Regions from separate parts of the Homo sapiens genome. Here regions 2 and 3 are each linked to region 1. A link is a loop called in an ENCODE intact Hi-C map of the cell type or tissue named here. Cell type or tissue: MCF 10A. All regions are shown on one strand. Links, peaks and the distances in the headings refer to the core of each region. The heading gives the core; the rest is flanking DNA. Region 1 overlaps CLSTN2 (calsyntenin 2). Region 2 has its middle 78 kb from the start of SLC25A36. Region 3 has its middle 60 kb from the start of TRIM42.

Region 1 (6,106 bases), core at 627-5,626:
AACTAAGGGGACTGGGGCTCAGGGATTTGTCCAAAATCAGTTCATGCTCTTTCTTCCATATCAGCAACTCAGATTAGAAGACATTCTTGAAAATCATTAAAACAAATTTCTTTCCTTTCCTCCCTCCCTTTACTCCTCATGTCATTTCTGAATAATGACTACTATTTTATTGGACAGTTACTGCCCTCCTCCCACCTCTCTGGCTGGTCGAGAGAATTGAGGCCCTTTTGTGATTAAGGAAATTCTCTATCTGCTCACAGGGACAAGCCCATGTTTCTTGCTTTACCTGTCTTCTTCTGAATCATGCATATTTATGAATATTTCTCCAGCATGTCTGGAGTCCTAAAATGGTTTAGTGGCTGCTGTATTGTATCCATACAAGATACTGTGGAATCACCACATTCCTGAGTAATACCCTGTTCTGATTTTCATAGCACAATCCCTGCCAATTTTTCATCTCCATCATGTGGAAGAGTGGGAAAGAGCAAGAACTTTAGAACTAGACACTCCTAGGTTCAAATCACTGCAGGAGGAAAAAGGTGGAAGGTGCCAGAGAGGTAGGCAGGGGCCATATCAGAGCCCACCTATTAACCATGTTTAGGTGTTTACGTTTTTTTCTGTCAACAATGGGAAGCCACTGAAGGCTCAGGCAAGGGATCATGATCTCAGCATATGTGGGGTTTAGGATGCTCACTCTGGAGACTGGGTAGCATGGGGAAGATGGGAGGAGTACAAAAGTCATGGCAAGGCAAGATTGACTTTCCAAAACAATGTTTCATGGATTAGATACACACACAGAGTTGCTCTCAATAGCTAATCACTTGTCATTGGGGCAAGCTCAAAAGACCATCTCATATTGGAAAGGCCAGTCTTGACGTACTGTTTGTGTTGCTTCCTTAGGGTTTTGTCAATCCAGTGATGCAAAAATCTGTCTTCCTGATGTCTTCTCTTTTTCTGATTCTAAATTTACTCTTTGCATCTGCGTAGATCTTCTCTGCTCTGAACTGTTCCAGGCAGGCACAGTTTCAGGGTACTAGGCCCCATAGAGCAAAAACACAAAGATGCTGGGCTCAAAAGTCATGCCTTTTAAAAATTATAAATTAAAGAACCATAGCAATTTCTAGAGTCATCATAGCCTATGAAAAGAGGAGGTGCTAAAATAAGTGGCACAAAAAACTGTGGGGACTGAGGAGGCTAATCTGATTTTTCAGGATACTGAAACTTTTTATAACCTTTTTATAACCAAGCTTGGTTATAAAGGCTTGGTTATAAGCCTTTTTATAACCAAGCCACTGCAAATGATCCTCTTCCATTCCTAGGGCATGGCTGGTAAGAACTAGAGCACCGTGTGAGAAGTTAATAAGACGCCCAATTTATGGAGCACCCACTGGGGGCTATTGTATGTTCATTATCCCTACTTCTCACAACAAATTAAATACTATGACCCCATTTCAAAACTAGGGGGACTGGGGCTCAGGGATTTGTCCAAAATCAGTTCATGCTCTTTCCTCCATATCAGCAACTCAGATTAGAAGACATTCTTGAAAATCATTAAAACAAATTTCTTTCCTTTCCTCCCTCCCTTTACTCCTCATGTCATTTCTGAATAATGACTACTATTTTATTGGACAGTTACTGCCCTCCTCCCACCTCTCTGGCTGGTCGAGAGAATTGAGGCCCTTTTGTGATTAAGGAAATTCTCTGCTCACAGGGACAAGCCCATGTTTCTTGCTTTACCTGTCTTCTTCTGAATCATGCATATTTATGAATATTTCTCCAGCATGTCTGGAGTCCTAAAATGGTTTAGTGGCTGCTGTATTGTATCCATACAAGATACTGTGGAATCACCACATTCCTGAGTAATACCCTGTTCTGATTTTCATAGCACAATCCCTGCCAATTTTTCATCTCCATCATGTGGAAGAGTGGGAAAGAGCAAGAACTTTAGAACTAGACACTCCTAGGTTCAAATCACTGCAGGAGGAAAAAGGTGGAAGGTGCCAGAGACGTAGGCAGGGGCCACATCAGAGGCCACCTATTAACCATGTTTAGGTGTTTAAGTTTTTTTCTGTCAACTGATTATTAGCTGGGTGACCTTGGGCAAGACACGTTAATCCTTTAAGCCCGAATCTCTTGTGTATAAAATAAATTGATATTATTTACCTTGTAGTGATGTTGTAAGAATTTAATTATACATCTAAATTATATATTACATATAAATATATATTATATATTTAAATATATATTATATATTTTAGTGTATACATAATATATATCCTAGCAAACCTAATAGACTCTCAACAAATTATAGCTCCCTTTTGTGACAGAAGAACTTCTAAAGTGGCAAATCTTCATCTGGCCCCACTCAGAGAAATGGTTCAGCTGAATCTGTAAGTCAGAAAAATCAGAGTCCAAATTTACTTAATATGGACCATGGGCAGGCAGGTGTCATAGGGAGCAGCAGGGTTCCTATCAAGTCATAGCCAGCCTTCTCTCAAGGAACAGGCCAGGGCTTTGAGCAGGGACTTCCCTGATGGTCCAGCCTGCTGTGGGGCTGCAGATGCCAGTCGAATCTCTAAGAGAAGTCTCTAATAAGAAGACCATTCTGCAAGGGCTATCTGTCTAGCACCTTCTTGGCTCAACGAAAGGCTATGGTCACAGCACAGATACCCAAGGGCGAGTGAGCAATGCCACCCTTTGCTGGGTCCCCTAGCATGTCACCATCTCCTGCCCTGGTAGAGATGCAAGTACAAACAGGTATCTTGTTTAATCAGAAACCCACCCACAGAGCTGGGAATACCGCAGTTTAAAAAAAAAAAAAAAAAAGAACACCCAAAACCTGCTCTGGAGGTTTTATTGACCCTGCAAGAACTATGCTGATGGCTAGGCCAGTGCCCACATTCATGCGCTGTGACAGACCTCCCAATGCTGTGGCACAGACCAGGGTATTAACTGGAGATCCAACACACTCTCCTGGTCTCTCTACAGGTGGCTGCAGAGAGATTGTGCCCTCTGCTGATTGCCATAGGATACTGTTTATCCATCCCTCTAGAAGAACCTCTTGATTTTCCTAGGCAGCCCTCATGTGAGGCTCAGAGACCAACCTCCACTGCAGACCTATCATCTACCTCATGCTTTCGATGTGCTAGACCCTGCAGTGATGCTGAGGAAAAGTCAGTAGCCCCTGCCCTTGAGGTGCTCACAATCTGCTGGAGGATGCAGACGGACAGATAGCAACAGCACAAGACTCTGCTATAGGAGGATGGTGCAGGGGATGAGGCTGGAGAAGAGGAGCAGAAAAACCTTTTAAAACATAGATGGTATTTGTAGAACAAGGACCTTGGGTCTTCTCAAATCTGAAACTGATGACTTGCGAATACCTCATAACTAATCGTGACTCACTAGCGTGAGGCAGCTCCAGGAATAAGCACTCTAAGCTGGTGAGGCCTTCCAGGCAAGAGAGATGCCAACTCAGACACTGACTGTGGCATCAACCATGCATATGCCTGGGGGCTCCAAGATCTAGCACCAGAGGGTGGTGCTCTTGGCCTGATGTCACGGCTCAGTGAGACACCGCTCCTCAGGACTTGGAAGGACAGAAGAGAATTGTGTCACAAGGGTACAAGAGCAGTGAAGGCTGGGGCACAAAGACTCAGTGCTGGCATAATTACAATAGTAAGAATGATCATCCAAGCTATCATATATTTAATATCTTGTAAGTGCTAGAAACTTTATATATATTATCTCATTTAAGACCCACACAGGTAGATATTAATTTCCCCATTATTTAAATGAGGAAATGAAGTCTAAGAGGGAAAAGGAAATACTCCAAAGTTGCATTTTGTACTAGAACTGGAATATTACAGTCCACAAAGCCCATGCTCTTTTAAAGATGCCTTATGACCTTGGGGAAGTGAGAATCAGGCCTGGGAAGTGCTAAATTTTCCCAAACAGGCTAAGCTGTTACAGTAACATATGATCCCCAAACCTCAAGCTTCACTGGCTTAACATGACAAGTTTAGTTTTCTCTTATACTCAGTTAGGGAGGTGGGGTGGGGTTTCTGCATAGAATGCTGCAAGCCACTGAAGTGGAGGAAAAAAAGAGGCTCGAGCATCTTTCAGGATCTTTCACTGCCTCAGCTCAGAATTGCCACACCTCCCTTCCTCTCCTGCCCATTGGCCAGAGGTAGTCATGTGACTCTGGCCACCTGTGGTACAAGGTGACTGAGAAGTGTAGCCTCCGCAATGCCCAGGAAGGAAAGGAGAACAGGGTTTGGTGAGTACTGATAATGACTCCCACAGCGCTTCACTAAAAAGACAAGTGAAAGAAAAAAGTCCTTTTGGGGAGTGACAGGAGATGATAGTGAGTAAAATGTAGGCTCGAGAGCCTTCACTCATTTGTCTAACAGGGGCTTTCAGAACACTAAGGCTAAGTTCTGGGATTCAGGGATAAGAGGCAGAGTCCCTGTGCTCAGGGGCTACTGGCCACTGTACTATAATAGTGGTGTTACCATTTTGTAAATGATATAGGAGAAAGGCACCAAAGCGCAGTGGGGACCAAAATGAGAGAAGCTGGGAGGCCTTATGAGTAGGTACCAATGAAGTACACATGTGATGGTCGAAGGTGACAAAGATTGAGCTATCAGTTGGCTAGGGGACACCATGCAAGGGATTTAGGTGGTTCAGTGTCAACAATAGTGCTCATGAGACATCCAACTCCTGTTTCAGTCCAGACACAGAACAGAACACCCTTATAAAGACATTCAAGTCAGATCAGGGAAAAGTTAATATACATTTTTCCTTAAACCTATGAAAAGATATACTCAGATCCTCATACTAAGAAAAATACAAACTTAAACTACACTAAGATGGGATTTGTCATTTATCAGATTGGCAAAAATCCTGACATCTGATGGCATACTGTATTGTTGAGGAATTGAGACAAGCTGCATTCATACCCTGGTGGAAGGAGTATGTGTTGATATAATCTCTAGCAATGGAGAAGTTGGCAACATTTATCCAAGTTAAAAGTGCATATACTCTTTGACCTAGCAATTTCACTTGTAGTGATGTATCCTACAGATGTGTTTGCACAAGATTATTCCTTCTGACACCGTCAGTAAAAGATGACAAATAACCCAAATGTCCATATTGGGAAACTGGTTTTAAAGATTACAGTTTATCTATACAATGGAATACACCTACTAAAAAAGAATAAGGAAGCTTGTCATGTACTGATACAGAAAGAGCTCCAAGATATGAGCCAAGTGAAAAATAAAGTGTGATACATTATGTATGAGGTACTTTTGATATAAGAAAGAAAAAAATGGAAATCTATATTCACTGATTATATATTTATAAGAATACTTGAGTATAACTGTCAGGATAAGCTAAGTTATGCTACAGTAACAAATTATTTAATATCTAAGTGGCTTATACAACCAAATTTTATTTATTGCTCATACTTCATGTCCATTATAGATTGGCTGCAGCTCTGATCCATACCTCCCTCACTGTGAGATGCAAGCCGATGGACTAGCCCCTAAAGGAATGTTGCCAGTTTCATGGCAGAGAGAAAGGGATGTGGCAAACCATGAACTGGTTATTAAATCTTCCATAGCGTATGAATCAAACAATATTTCTGCCCACATTTAGTTGACCAAGCAAGTAACATGACCTCTGCTGAGTGCACAGGGCAAAAACATATATCCTGCAGGGAAGGGTACCATAAGTCATACGATCAAGCCTATTAACAATAGGGCAAACATGTATAAGTGTCCCACGGGAGGGAAAGCAACTAATTTTGAACAATAATGCAATTTACCACTAAGAAACTAACATAATAATGAGTACTTGTGGGATGGGACTGTGGAAACTGGGTGGATGGGAGATAGAAATGAGATAGCTACTTTTCACCTAGCACATGTGTACATTTGAACCATGTGAATATATTATCTATTCAAAAGGGTAAATACTTTTAAGTTAGGTAGCTACTTAAAAAAAATCTATGTCTCCCTTTCCTGTGCCATGAGCATTCGATATATACTCTGAATTCACAGATATGTTTCTGATATTTTATTGATAGCATTTCCTAATAATTCTTGCT
Region 2 (6,106 bases), core at 429-5,428, 310 kb after region 1:
TTGTTCATTCTCTCAAAATTTTCTTCTGTGCTGGCACTAGGAATCTCTGGGCCTGGCACTAGGAACACTGAGATGGATAGTGATATTGTTTGAATATTTGTGCTTCTCCAAATCTCATGTTGAAATGTAATCCCCGGTATTGGAGGTGGGGTCTAGTGGAGGTGTTTGGGTCATGAGGGCATATCCCTCATGAATGGCTTGGCATCATTCCCTTGGTGATGAGTGAGTTCATGCAAGATCTGGTTGTTTAAAAGTGTATGGCACCTCCTGCTCTCTTGCTCCTACTCTGGCCATGTGAGACACCTGTTCCCCCTTTGCCTTCCACCATGATCACAAGCTTCCTGAGGCCTTCCCAGAAGCAGGTATCAGTGCCACGCTTTCTGTACAGCCTGCAGAACTGTCAGTCAATTAAAACTGCTTTTCTTTATAAATTACCAAGCCTCTTCAATGAAATTCAACATCCATTCCTGTTAAAAACTGTCAATAAATTAGGTATTGAACGAACATACCTCAAAATTATAATAGTCATCTATGACAAACCTACAGCCAACATCATAATAAATGGGCAAATGCTGGAAACACTCCCCTTGAAAACTAGCACAAGACAAGGATGCCCTCTCTCACCAGTCCTATTGAACACGGTATTGGAAGTTCTGGCTAGGGCAATCAGGCAAGAGAAAGAAATAAAGAACATTCAAATAGGAAGAGAGGAAGTCAAACTATCCCTGTTTGCAGATGACATGATCCTATATCTAGAAAACCCCATCATCTCACCCAAAAGCTTCTTAAGCGATAAGCAACTTCAGCAAAGTCTCAGGATACAAAATTAATGTGTAAAAATCGCTAGCATTCCTAAACACCAAAAGACATCAAGCAGAAAGCCAAATCATGAATGAACTCCCATTCACAATTGCCATAAAAAGAATGAAATACCTAGGAATACAGCTAACGATGGAGGTGAAAGAGCTATACAAGAATAACTACAAACCAGTGCTCATAGAAATCAGACATGATACAAACAAATGAAAAAACATATCATGCTCATGGATAGGAAGAATTAACATCATTACAATGGCCATACTGCCCAAAGCAATTTATAGATTCAGTGCTATTCCCATTAAACTACCATTGACATTATTCACAGAACTAGAGAAAACTATTTTAAAATTAATATAGAACCAAAAAAGAACCCAAATAGCCAAGGCAATCCTAAGCAAAAAGAACAAAGCTGGAAGTATCACGCTATCTGATTTCAAACTATACTACAAGGCTACAGTAACCAAAACAACCTGGTACTGGAACAAGAACTAGACCAGTGGAATAGAATAGAGAACCCAGAAATAAACCTGTATACCTACAGCCATCTGATCTTCAACCAACCCGATGAAAGCAAGCAATGGGAAAAGGATTCCCTGTTCAATAAATAGTGCTGGGATAAATGGCTAGCCATATGCAGAAAATTGAAACTGAACCCTTTGCTTATACCATATGCAAAAATTAACTCAAGATGGGTTAAAGACTTAAATGTAAAACCCAAAACTATAAAAACCCTGGAAGGCAACCTAGGCAATATCGTTCAGGACATAGGCACGGGCAAAGATCTTATGATAAAGACGCCAAAAGCAAACACAACGAAAGCAAAAGTTGACAAATGGGATCTAATTAAACTTAAGAGCTCCTGCACAGCAAAAGAAACTATCAACAGAGTAAACAGACAATCTACAGAATGGGAGAAAAATTTTGCAAACTATGCATCTGACAAACATCTAATATCCAGCATCTATAAGGAATTTAAACAAATTTACAAGAAAGAAAAACCACTAAAAAATGGGCAAAGGACATGAACAGACACGTTTCAAAAAAAGACATACATGAGGCCAACAAGCATATGAAAAAATACTTAACATCTCTGATCATTAGAGAAATGCAAATCAAAACCACAATGAGATACCATCTCACGCCAATCAGAATGGCTATTGTTAAAAAGTCAAAAAATAACAGATTCTTGCAAGGTTTTGGAGAAAAAGGAACACTTATACACTGTTCATGGGAGTGTAAATTAGTTCAAACATTGTGGAAGACAGGGTGGCGATTCTTCAAAGACCTAAAGACAGAAATATCATTCGACCCAACAATGCCATTACTGGGTATATACCCAAAGGAATATAAATCATTCTATTATAAAGACACATGCATGTGTATGTTCGTTGCAGGACTATTCACAATAACAAAGACATGTAATCAACCTAAATGCCCATCAATGAGAGACTGGATAAAGAAAATGTGGTACATACACACCATGGAATACTATGCAGCCGTAAAAGAGAATGAGATCATGTCCTTTGCAGGGACATGGATGGAGCTGGAGGCCATTATCCTAAGAAAACTAACACAGGAAGAGAAAACAAAATACCACATGTTCTCACTTATAAGTGGGAGCTAAATGATGAGAAAACTTGGACACGTAGAAGAGAACAACACACACTGGGACCTATCGGAAGGTGGAAGGTGGGAGGAGGGAGAAAATCAGGAAAAATAACTAATGGGTACTAGGCTGAATACATGGGTGATAAAATAATCTGTACAACAAACCCCCATGACACCCACTTACGTATGTAACATGTACCCCTGAACTTAAAAGAAAAGTTAAAAATAAATTAATTAATTAATTAATTACCAAGCCTCAGGCATTTCTTTATAGCAATGCAAAAATGGCCTAACACAGAAAGGACACAGTCCCTGCCCTCAAGGGGAATGTCTAGTAGGAAGGCAGTCAAGCAAAAAAGAGTAGGACCCCAGGACCACCAGTGCTCTAACAGGGACACACACAGAGAAAGGGCCCCACACAGCCTGGCAGGGGGGCAGTGGCAGGGTGGGCTCCTCATAGGTGACCTTTTAGCTGAGTCCCCAAGGATGAAAAAGAATAGCCAGATGGGGGAGTGGATAAGGGGTTGTCCAGGCAGAGGGGCCAGCAGGGACAAAGCAATGGGTGTGTGGGAGAGTGTGGAGAGGAGAGGGGAATTAAGTCACCTGAGAAGATTAGTGGCAGGAAGTGAGACAGGGCTAGGGTGTAGGGACTTTGTCCTGAGGACTTTAAGAAACCGGAATGAGCCCCCAGGGAGCAGAAGTGGAGGGCCTAGTAGCCCAGAAATCACAAAATGAAGCCAGACACCCAACCTGCGAAGGACACAGTGGCAAGTCCCATTCCGTCCTCTGGAAAGCGCCGAGATTGGTATCCTGAATTATTGGTTTTGTGTCGCCACCTGCTGGCAAATTTTAAATTTGGTTCAATCAAATATTCAAAGAGAGAAACTTAAAAAAAAAAAAAAACAGAATAATTGCAGGCAACTTCCTTGAAGTTACAAAAGACCAAGTTAGAGTAAAACTTATTATAAAAAGAATATTATTTGAATTTAATTCAATAACAGGAGAGGAAAGCCTCACCTGAGATTACTGGGTTCAAAACCAAGCTCTACTACTTACCTGGTAAAATCACTTCACTTATCTTACCTTGACGTCCATAAAGTGAGATAATATTTTCTCAACTCACAGTTGTTGAGGGGAATAAAAGACATCAAGTGTGTAAAGAGCCTGGCACGTGGTGGAAATCCAACAGGATTTGGGGTTAGGGTGGTGGAAAACCGGCTTTGCACATGACCTATGGCCACCTCCTGCAACTCCTCCACTTCCTGTACTGGAAAGCTTCACTTAATCCTTTAGGTCTGAGACCTCAGGGAATGACATAGCCCCACACATGAACCACAGGCCAGGACAACTCCCTGCTCCCTTTTCCACTTTCTTACAGACCCCAGGAACTGAGGTGTCCCTTTCTGTGTTTCATGACCTGAACACTTGACCTGGCTGCCGTATGGGCAAAGGTTTTTCCATCATGCCTCTTCCCAAACCTCCTGTGAAGCCTGCTGATACCTGACTAGTTGATAATCCTAGAAAAACAGACAGGGAGCAGCAGAAAAGACAGATGGGGGAATGAATAACTAAGCTGAAGAAATCTTTTGTGTGTGTGTGGGTTCATACTACAGGTATATGTGTGTATGTATGTATCTCATGGGTTACATGAGATATTTTGATATAGGCAAATAATACAGGCATTTATTTTTTGTGTTACAATCTAATTATATTCTTTTAGTTATTTTTACATGTCCAATAAATGATTGTTGACTGTAGTCACCCCGTCGTGCTATTAAATACTATATCTTACTCATTCTAGCTATATTTTTGCACTCATTAACCATCCCCATTACCCTTCCCACTAGCCTTCTCAACCTCTTGTAACCTACCTTTTACTCTCTATTTCCATGAGTTCAATTGCTTTAATTTTTAGCTTCCACAAATAAGTGAGAACATGCAAAGTTTGTCTTTCTTTGCCTGGTTTGTATCACTTAACATAATGACCTTAGTTCCATCCATGTTGTTGCTAATGACAGGATCTTATTCTTTTTTATGGCTGAATAGTACTCCATTGTGTGTATGTACCACTTTTTCTTTAGTCATTCATCTGTTGATAGACACTTAGGATGCCTCCAAATCTTGGCTATTGTGAATAGTGCTGCAACAAAATGAGAATGCAGATATCCCTTTGATACACTGATTTCCTTTCCTTTGGGTATATACCTAGCAGTGGGATTGCTGGATCATATGGTAGCTCTATTTTTAGTTTTCTGAGGAATCTCCAAACTGTTCTCCCTAGTGGCTGCACTAATTTACATTCCCACCATCAGTTTATAAGGGTTCCCTTTTCTCCACATCTTCACCAGCAAGTGTTATTGCCGGTCTTTTGGAAAAAGGCCATTTTAACTGGGGTAAGATGATATCTCATTGTAGTTTTGATTTGCATTTCTCTGATAATTAGCGATGTTGAGCAACTTTACATATACCTCTTTGCCATTTGAATGCCTTGTTTTGAGAAACGTCTATTCATATATTTTGTCTATTTTTAATTTGATTATTATATTTTTTCCTACAGTGTTGTTCGAGCTCCTTATATATTCTGGTTATCAATCCATTGTTAGATGAGTAGTTTGCAAATATTTTCTTCAGTTCTGTGGGTTGCCTCTTCATTTTGTTGATTGTTTGCTGTGCAGAAGCTTTTTAACTTGAAGAGATCTCATTTGTCCATTTGTTGCTTTGGTTGTCTATGATTGTGGATATTACACAAGCAATCTTTGCCCAGTCCAGTGCTAGAGAGTTTCTCTAATGTTTTCTTTCCATGGTGTCATAATTTCAGGTCTTATATTTAAGTCTTTAGTACATTTTGATTTGATTTTTGTATATGGTGAGAGATAGAAGTCTAGTTTCATTCTTATGTATATGGATATCTGGCTTTCCCAGCACCATTTATTGAAGACACCGTCCTTTCCCCCAGTGTACGTTCTTGGCAACTTTGTTGAAAATGAGTCGATTGTAGATGTATGTATTTGTTTCTGGGTTATCTATTCTGTTCCATTGGTCTATGTGTCTATCTTTATGCCAATACCATGCTGTTTTGGTTACTACAGCTCTGTAGTATAATTTGAAGTCAGGTAATACGATTCCTACAGTTTTGTTCTTTTTGCTCAAGCTAGCTTTGGCTATTCTGGGTCTTTTGTGATTCTATATAAATTTTAAGATTATTTTTTCTATTTCGGTGAAGAATGTTACTGGTAGTTTGATCAGGATTGTGATGAATCTGTAGATTGCTTTGGGTAGTGTGGATATTTTAACAATATTGATTCTCCAAATCCATAAACATGGAATATCTTTCCATTTTTTTGTGTCCTCTTTGATTTCTTCAATCAATATTTTACATTTTTCATTGTAGAGATCTTTCACTTCTTTGGTTAATTCCTAGGCATTTTACAGTATTTGTAGGTATTGTGAATGGGATTACTTTCTTAATTTCTTTTTCAGCTTGCTTGGTGTTGACATATAGAACTGCTACTCATTTTTAGATGTAGATTTTGTATCCTGCAACTTTACTGAATTTATCAGTGCTGAGTTTTCTTGTGGAGTCTTTGGGTTTTTCCAAATATAAGATTATATTATCTACAAACAAGGATAATTTGTCTTCTTCCTTTCCAATTTGAATGTTCTTTATTTCTTTCTCTTG
Region 3 (6,106 bases), core at 661-5,660, 180 kb after region 1:
TTCTTTTTCTCCACATCAATCAATTCCCAAGAGAGAGAAAAATTAGCAATTTATTCTTCCAAGGTGATATGGTTTAGTTCTCATCTCAAATTGTAATCCCCACATGTCGAGGAAGGGACCTGGTGGGAGGTGATTGGATCATGGGGGCAGTTTTCCCCATGCTGTTCTCATGATAGTGAGGGAGTTCTCATAAGAGCTGATGGTTTTAAAAGTTTTTGGCAGTTTCCCCTTTGCACTCTCTCTTTCTCTCTTGCTGCCATATAAGATGTGCCTTGCTCCCCCTTTGCCTTCCACCATGACTGTAAGTTTCCTGAGGCCTCCCTAGCCATGCAGAACTGTGAGCCAATTAAACTTCCTTCCTTTATAAATTACCCAGTCTCAGGTAGTATCTTTATAACAGTGTGAGAATGGACTAATATACAAGGGCTTTCACCCTTAGCTTAATTTTTAATAGTAGGATGAAAATCCTTGTCCTCTGAAGAAGGGATTGCCAGCATCAGAGATTGACTGGGAGCTTCCTACTGTTCATGTAGACAGCCAATTTGGCCCTTTTAGCTTTTTTCTCGCCAAGGAAATACTCAGTGTCAAGCCAGAAATTTCCATCCCTAAAAATGCATTTCTTTTGCAGGCATCTTCAGCTGAGTAAAGATTTTTCTGAAGACATGTCTTCTCTCCTCCATCTTTTATTTATTTATTTGAGACCGAGTCTCACTCTATTGCCCGGGCTGGAGTTCAGTGTTGCGATATCGGCTCACTGCAAGCTCCAACTCCTGTGTTCACCCCATTCTCCTGCCTCAGCCTCCCGAGTAGCTGGGACTACAGGCTCCCACCACCATGTCTGGCTAATTTTTTCATTTTTAGTAGAGATAGGATTTCACCATGTTAACCAGGATGGTCTTGATCTCCTGACGTCGTGATCCACCTGCTTTGGCCTCCCAAAGTGCTGGGATTACAGTTCTCTCCTCCATCTTTATTGCTAGCAATACCTGCTATGTTTGTTTAACAGATTTTTGGCCTGCATGCTGGCCTCATCACCAACCATGGCAGGAGAAGCCAACAGCCAAAGCAAGCCCAGTCCCCTGCCACTTCCAAGCACTCATCCTTCTCCAAATGGCTCTCAACTCATCTCTTACCAGGTTGGATAGGTCATGAAGAATGTTGAGAAATGTAAAAACACTTAAAACTCAAAGGAAATAAGAACTATTGGTGACATTCAGGGCATCATAACAGGCAAGAAAGGAAGGTATTTGGGGATAGGAAAGTCTCCCAGGTGGCCTCCAAATCATACCATATAAGCAATGATACACTTTCCTTGCACATGCTCTACTAGGCAAGTATATTGTACTTTGAGATTTGTCTGGTTCCTACTGAAGGACAATTTGAGGGATTCACTTCTGTAAAAGTTCCAAGATGCATTGTTTCTGGCCATCACCCTAGGCTGCTGCTCCTCCAGCCATAGTGTTCTCTGTGCCCGTGAGCTCTTTAAGAGTCGGATCTAATTAAGTGTAGCTTTGCATGACCCCAACACCCACTATGGGACCTGGTCCCTATGGACAAGGATTCTGAAAAGCAGCTTGGGTTTTCGAACCCCACAGTCAACTCCACAGAGCTCAGCCAGCATTAACTTAGAAACTTGAACAGTTTACTTAATCTTCCTGAGCCTTACTCTTCCCCCTGTGGAAAATGGAAATAATGCCTCCCAGGGTTGTTGAGAAAAAAATTAGGTACATATGTAAAATGCACAGCACAGTGACTACTATATATTAGGCACTCAATAAATGCACTTATTATTAATATTATTTCTAATAATAATATAATACAAAGTCATACTGCTAGTGTACAGATTATAATCTAAAATCATAATCTATAGCTATCTGAGAACAAGAGTAATGACCCACGGAACTCTCTCTTTTTATGTTTAGCTATTAAACATCTCTCAGCCCTTTGAATATGAAGCAGTATGTTTTACTTTGCTGTTCAACATCCATAAATATCTACTGAGTGCTTTTTGTGTGCAGGAACACAACAAACTCAAAAAATGAAGTTTGTCCTAAAGGGAATTACCACCTTAATCATGAGTCAAGAAACAACAGGTACAGAAAAATGTGGGTCACAGTGCTGCTTCTCAGAGCCCATTTGGTCAGAGTGCTTCCAGGATTCAGAGAAGGTTTTGGTTTTAGGAGCAGGGGGCACACAAAAGTCCTCTTTGGGAAATTAACGTTAAAGGAAAGGTAGGATATGAACATATGGAGAAGAGTAGAGACGCATCCTACACCAAGAGCTTGCGAGCAAAGAGTGCTGTGGAAGGAGTGATGGGAATTTAGGTTGAGGATCCTTCCTGTATTTGTCTCCAGCTGCCTTTATGATGGGTACCAAGATAGTGCACAGGGGCCGGAATGCTTAGTGAGTTCTGCAGTTCTGTGAATCAGCACAGTAGTGAGCTGTGTAGGAAGTTCAGCCTGCAAGCCGATTTGCCAGTTTGTGCAGAACCTTCCCCTATCAACAAGTTGGGCCCTTCTTGGCTGGCTGAGAGAAAGAATGGTCTTGGAATTTTGCTTTCTGAAATAGATTTTCTCAATTCAAATTAACTACAATTGTGTTGTTAATCCCCTTGTTATGGGATGAGAATATACTGCATTGAGATTAGAGCCTGAGAGATATGTTGAAGAACCTTGGATTCAACTCAAAGTTCCAAACAATGTGGTCTTCCCAGTAGGCTCTGTGGGCTTCGGCTGGAACAATGGCACCACCCGGTGGCCACAACAGTCTCTATTTGGAAGAATTTCCTTTGGGGCACATTTCACGAACTCCTAAAGCCCCATGTGTGCTGGGGCTGGAGATACAATGCTGAATAAAGCAGGCTAACTCCCTCAGGGGCTTGCAGGCTGATGGGCCTCACCAGTCCAGGTCCTGTGGGCTCAGTCAGCTCTGGTCCCCAGGGATTGCCCAGTGGGGAGCAGAGACAGCCCTTTTTTAACCCAGAGCTGACCTTAAGGTAGATGTCTACAGAGTGGGATTCCATGGATTACAAAATGGCCTCTTGGATCCACCTAACCCCTAATGCCTTAAATCTCTTTCACAGTTGACAAAACCTGTTCCTGTGCTTATTCATTTATTTAGCATGTATTTATCATTTGCCTCTATGACCCAGATACTATGCTTAGGGCTGAAGACAAAAATTTGCCTAAGAATTAGCCCTTACTTTCCATGCATGGCCCAAAGCTAAAGACAAGTCCTTCCATTATCCCCTGCATAGACCATGGAGCCCCTCCAGACTAGCCGGGCCCTGTGGCATCTACCATCTCACGTCCCTCAACACAACAGGTCCCTCAGCCCCAGTCCCCACTGTTCCTTGCACACCCCTCAGTCAGTTCTGCCACCACACTTTTTCTTGGCTGCTCCTCTTAAAAGAAATGCCTTCTCTCTCTCCTCAAGGATGGCTGTTCTGGAGGCCCCAAGCAGGGAGGGCCAAGCCAATGCTGTCAGAGAAAAATGATCTCCAACAGCAGATACTGATGTGAGTGGCTGCAAACTGCAGCAGCAACTACAGGTAGGCAAGCAAGTCTGGACCTGGGGAAAAGAGAGACAGCAGCTCACAGGGCAGAGATGAAGGAAGCTTTTCATGAACAGAAGCTCTTGTTCCACCCAGGAGTTCTAAGAGAGGCTGAAAATAGCAAGAAGATTTAGATCTAGCAGCTCTTAGGCATGAGAAAATATGTTTTACCCTGAAACTCAAGAAAAAGTAGGAAATAGAGGTGAATTCTGGGGATGGTGAGCAGGAACAGGACTCTGTGGAGTAGAGTGAGTGGAAATGTCGCTGAATGTGGTGACCAAAAGATAAAGTGTGGGACTAATTCAAACGTAGACTGTCTGCATCATCAGAAGGAAACTTCTAAATCCTCAGGAAGGCTGCTACACTCACATTGACAAAACCTGAGGGTCAGAGAATTACCTAATAAAAGGAAGGTGTCTGCATGTCTGGGTCAATGCTATGCCATATGGAAAAAGCACCCACAGGCCCAAGAACCTGACCCATGACAGAACAGTGGGCACATAAGCCCCTGAGAAATTAACAATATCTGCTGGAGGTCTGTGAGCTTCCACGAGGCATAGAATGGGATTCTAAGCCAGCGTGAGGTCCTAGCAGCTGGAAATCCCAGCAGATACCTGGTCCATCCATGCACGTCTACATCCTTTCTCACAATAGGACTATTTTCTATCCATTGTCCCTGGGAACAGTGTGGTATTATGGAATAAACATAGGCCTTAGATATAAGAATATGCGAATGCCAATCCCAGTCCCTTCTTCCTCTCTGTGGGACCTTAGCAAATTGCCTTTCTCAGTCCCAATACCGCATCTAGAAGATGTATAGAAGCCATGTTTTTGAGGGTCAGCAACTTTATCAGTGAGGCTGGAGGCTCCTGGTCTGTGGCAAATATCCCCTAGTGAGGGTCCAGTCTGAGGGAGAGAAAGGAAACGGCTTGGGAGGAGTGGCGACATCTCCCCCTGCCCCTCTGCCAAGACAAATCAACTGCACAAGCCCTAAGAATGTGATGGCAAGCATCTGGGATTTACATGTGGTCACAGCTCCACATAGAATCAGAAATACATGTTCTCTGTCCTGTGTAACCCCTTGTCCACCAGTAGGTCTTTATGGGCTTCATTGTCAGAATGTGAATTCCAGCATGGTAGGCTTCACTAAGCTTGTTCTCTGTTGTAGAGTGGATCTGGGTCCTTGTTAGCAATGTAATGGGTGCAGCCTGGATTACATTCTTCCTACTGCTTTCCTAGGAAATGACCCTCCCTCATCCAATCTCAGGGTTGTAGCAGAAGCTCCATTGGATAATGTGACCCATGTGTGGCTATTAGAGACTGGTTCAAGGAAGGGCACTGCATTTAAGACTGAGAAGGGGGTCAGACTCTCTCTGAGTGGCTGGTTTGGTGCAGGCAAATTTGGGAGTGGTAGCAATGACCCTGTTCCACTGTGAGAACTGTGCAGCAAAGATGGTTGGACTACTGTAAGTCAGAGGGGCAGAGAAAACATGGATAAGTGAAAGAAAGTAAAGGCTCACTGGCTTGGGGTGGCACTCCACGCCACCTCTGGTCCTGCTGCCTGGCTTTTTCTCTGGGATTGGATTCAGAAACTCACTCTGAGATTTTTCCCACCAAGTCCTTCTTCACTTGAAGTAGACGGAATGGAGTTGCCAGAGCTGACATCCAGAAAAGGCCCAGCTAATGTGCAAACAAGGTTTCACTTGAAGGAGAGGAAGGACAAGGATGCTGAGTGCATGTGTTCTCAGATGAACAAATTGCCTCCAAGCTCAGCAAGTTGGGAAAACATACTCTAGCATTGTACACCTACAATCCGATGCCTCCCCTGGATGGTAATTTCACTCAGACACAGCAGTAACATTTTAGTATTTAATGGGATGCTTGTAGAGATTTCATTCCACGATGAGAACATTTCCTATTAAAGGAACAAAATGAAAAAAGAGTCATTCATTTCACATGAAAAACAGAGACTTTTTAAAATGGAAACACTGTCAATCAGGCTGAATCACAAGCTGTGATTAAAGCCTCCAGACTTTTTCCCATTTGTGCGAGCACATTTGAATTTTAGCCCAACACTGAGCCTGTATTATAAGAACGTCTAATGTATTCTGCTTTGAACATAATGCCAAACATGTCGTAAAAGTAAAACACTTATCACCTAAGTTCAAGCAAATTTTGGTCTTTTATTCAAGAAGCAGTCACAGCACCTCATTTACAACCTTAACTCAAAAGTAGATCTTCCTAATCAGAGAAATGAAGATAAAGCTGGAGTCTATTATCATCTGTGCTGCTGGTACATGAAGCATGGTTTATGGAAGAGAAGCCAGACATCTCTGGAAAAGTCAAGTTGTTCTCCCCCAGCCCACTACTGCTGTACCCAACAATGGGATTCTTTTTGCTGTTTCCATCCAAACAATGATTGAGCCCCCTGGGCTGTGGGCTGGATAAGTTAGACATGGTTCCTGCCCTCTGGAAATCCACCAGCTCATGCAGGAGGACTCTTCAGTTAAGGGACAATTATTACATGTACCAAGAGGCTGTGGATACAAGGAG

What was found. Hi-C counts contacts between places; a loop is a spot of excess contacts. Peaks named below come from ENCODE experiments on the same cell type or tissue, not always from the same donor. Only the 100,000 strongest peaks of a DNase experiment are listed, where the experiment ranks them.
Region 2: it touches region 1 in a loop (12-fold over the local background); 13 of 110 quality-filtered maps call a loop at or near these places.
Region 3: a loop joins it to region 1, with 19 times the contacts of the local background. A loop is called at or near these places in 27 of 110 quality-filtered maps.

Annotation. Positions count from the first base shown.
Region 1 is chr3:140,549,594-140,555,699 of GRCh38, forward strand. All of the region lies in intron 10 of CLSTN2 (calsyntenin 2), which reads left to right. Among named protein-coding and RNA genes, the nearest start is that of CLSTN2-AS1, 44 kb to the left of the region's middle. In MCF 10A, for the core only: no CTCF peak of the experiment used is centred there; a DNase peak (open chromatin) is centred at 3,498.
Region 2 is chr3:140,860,647-140,866,752 of GRCh38, forward strand. No RefSeq gene overlaps it. Among named protein-coding and RNA genes, the nearest start is that of SLC25A36, 78 kb to the right of the region's middle. RefSeq lists an enhancer at 3,212-3,261. In MCF 10A, for the core only: a CTCF peak has its summit at 3,266 (motif pointing left); a DNase peak (open chromatin) is centred at 3,235.
Region 3 is chr3:140,734,524-140,740,629 of GRCh38, forward strand. No RefSeq gene overlaps it. Among named protein-coding and RNA genes, the nearest start is that of TRIM42, 60 kb to the left of the region's middle. In MCF 10A, for the core only: a CTCF peak has its summit at 2,746 (motif pointing left); no DNase peak of the experiment used is centred there.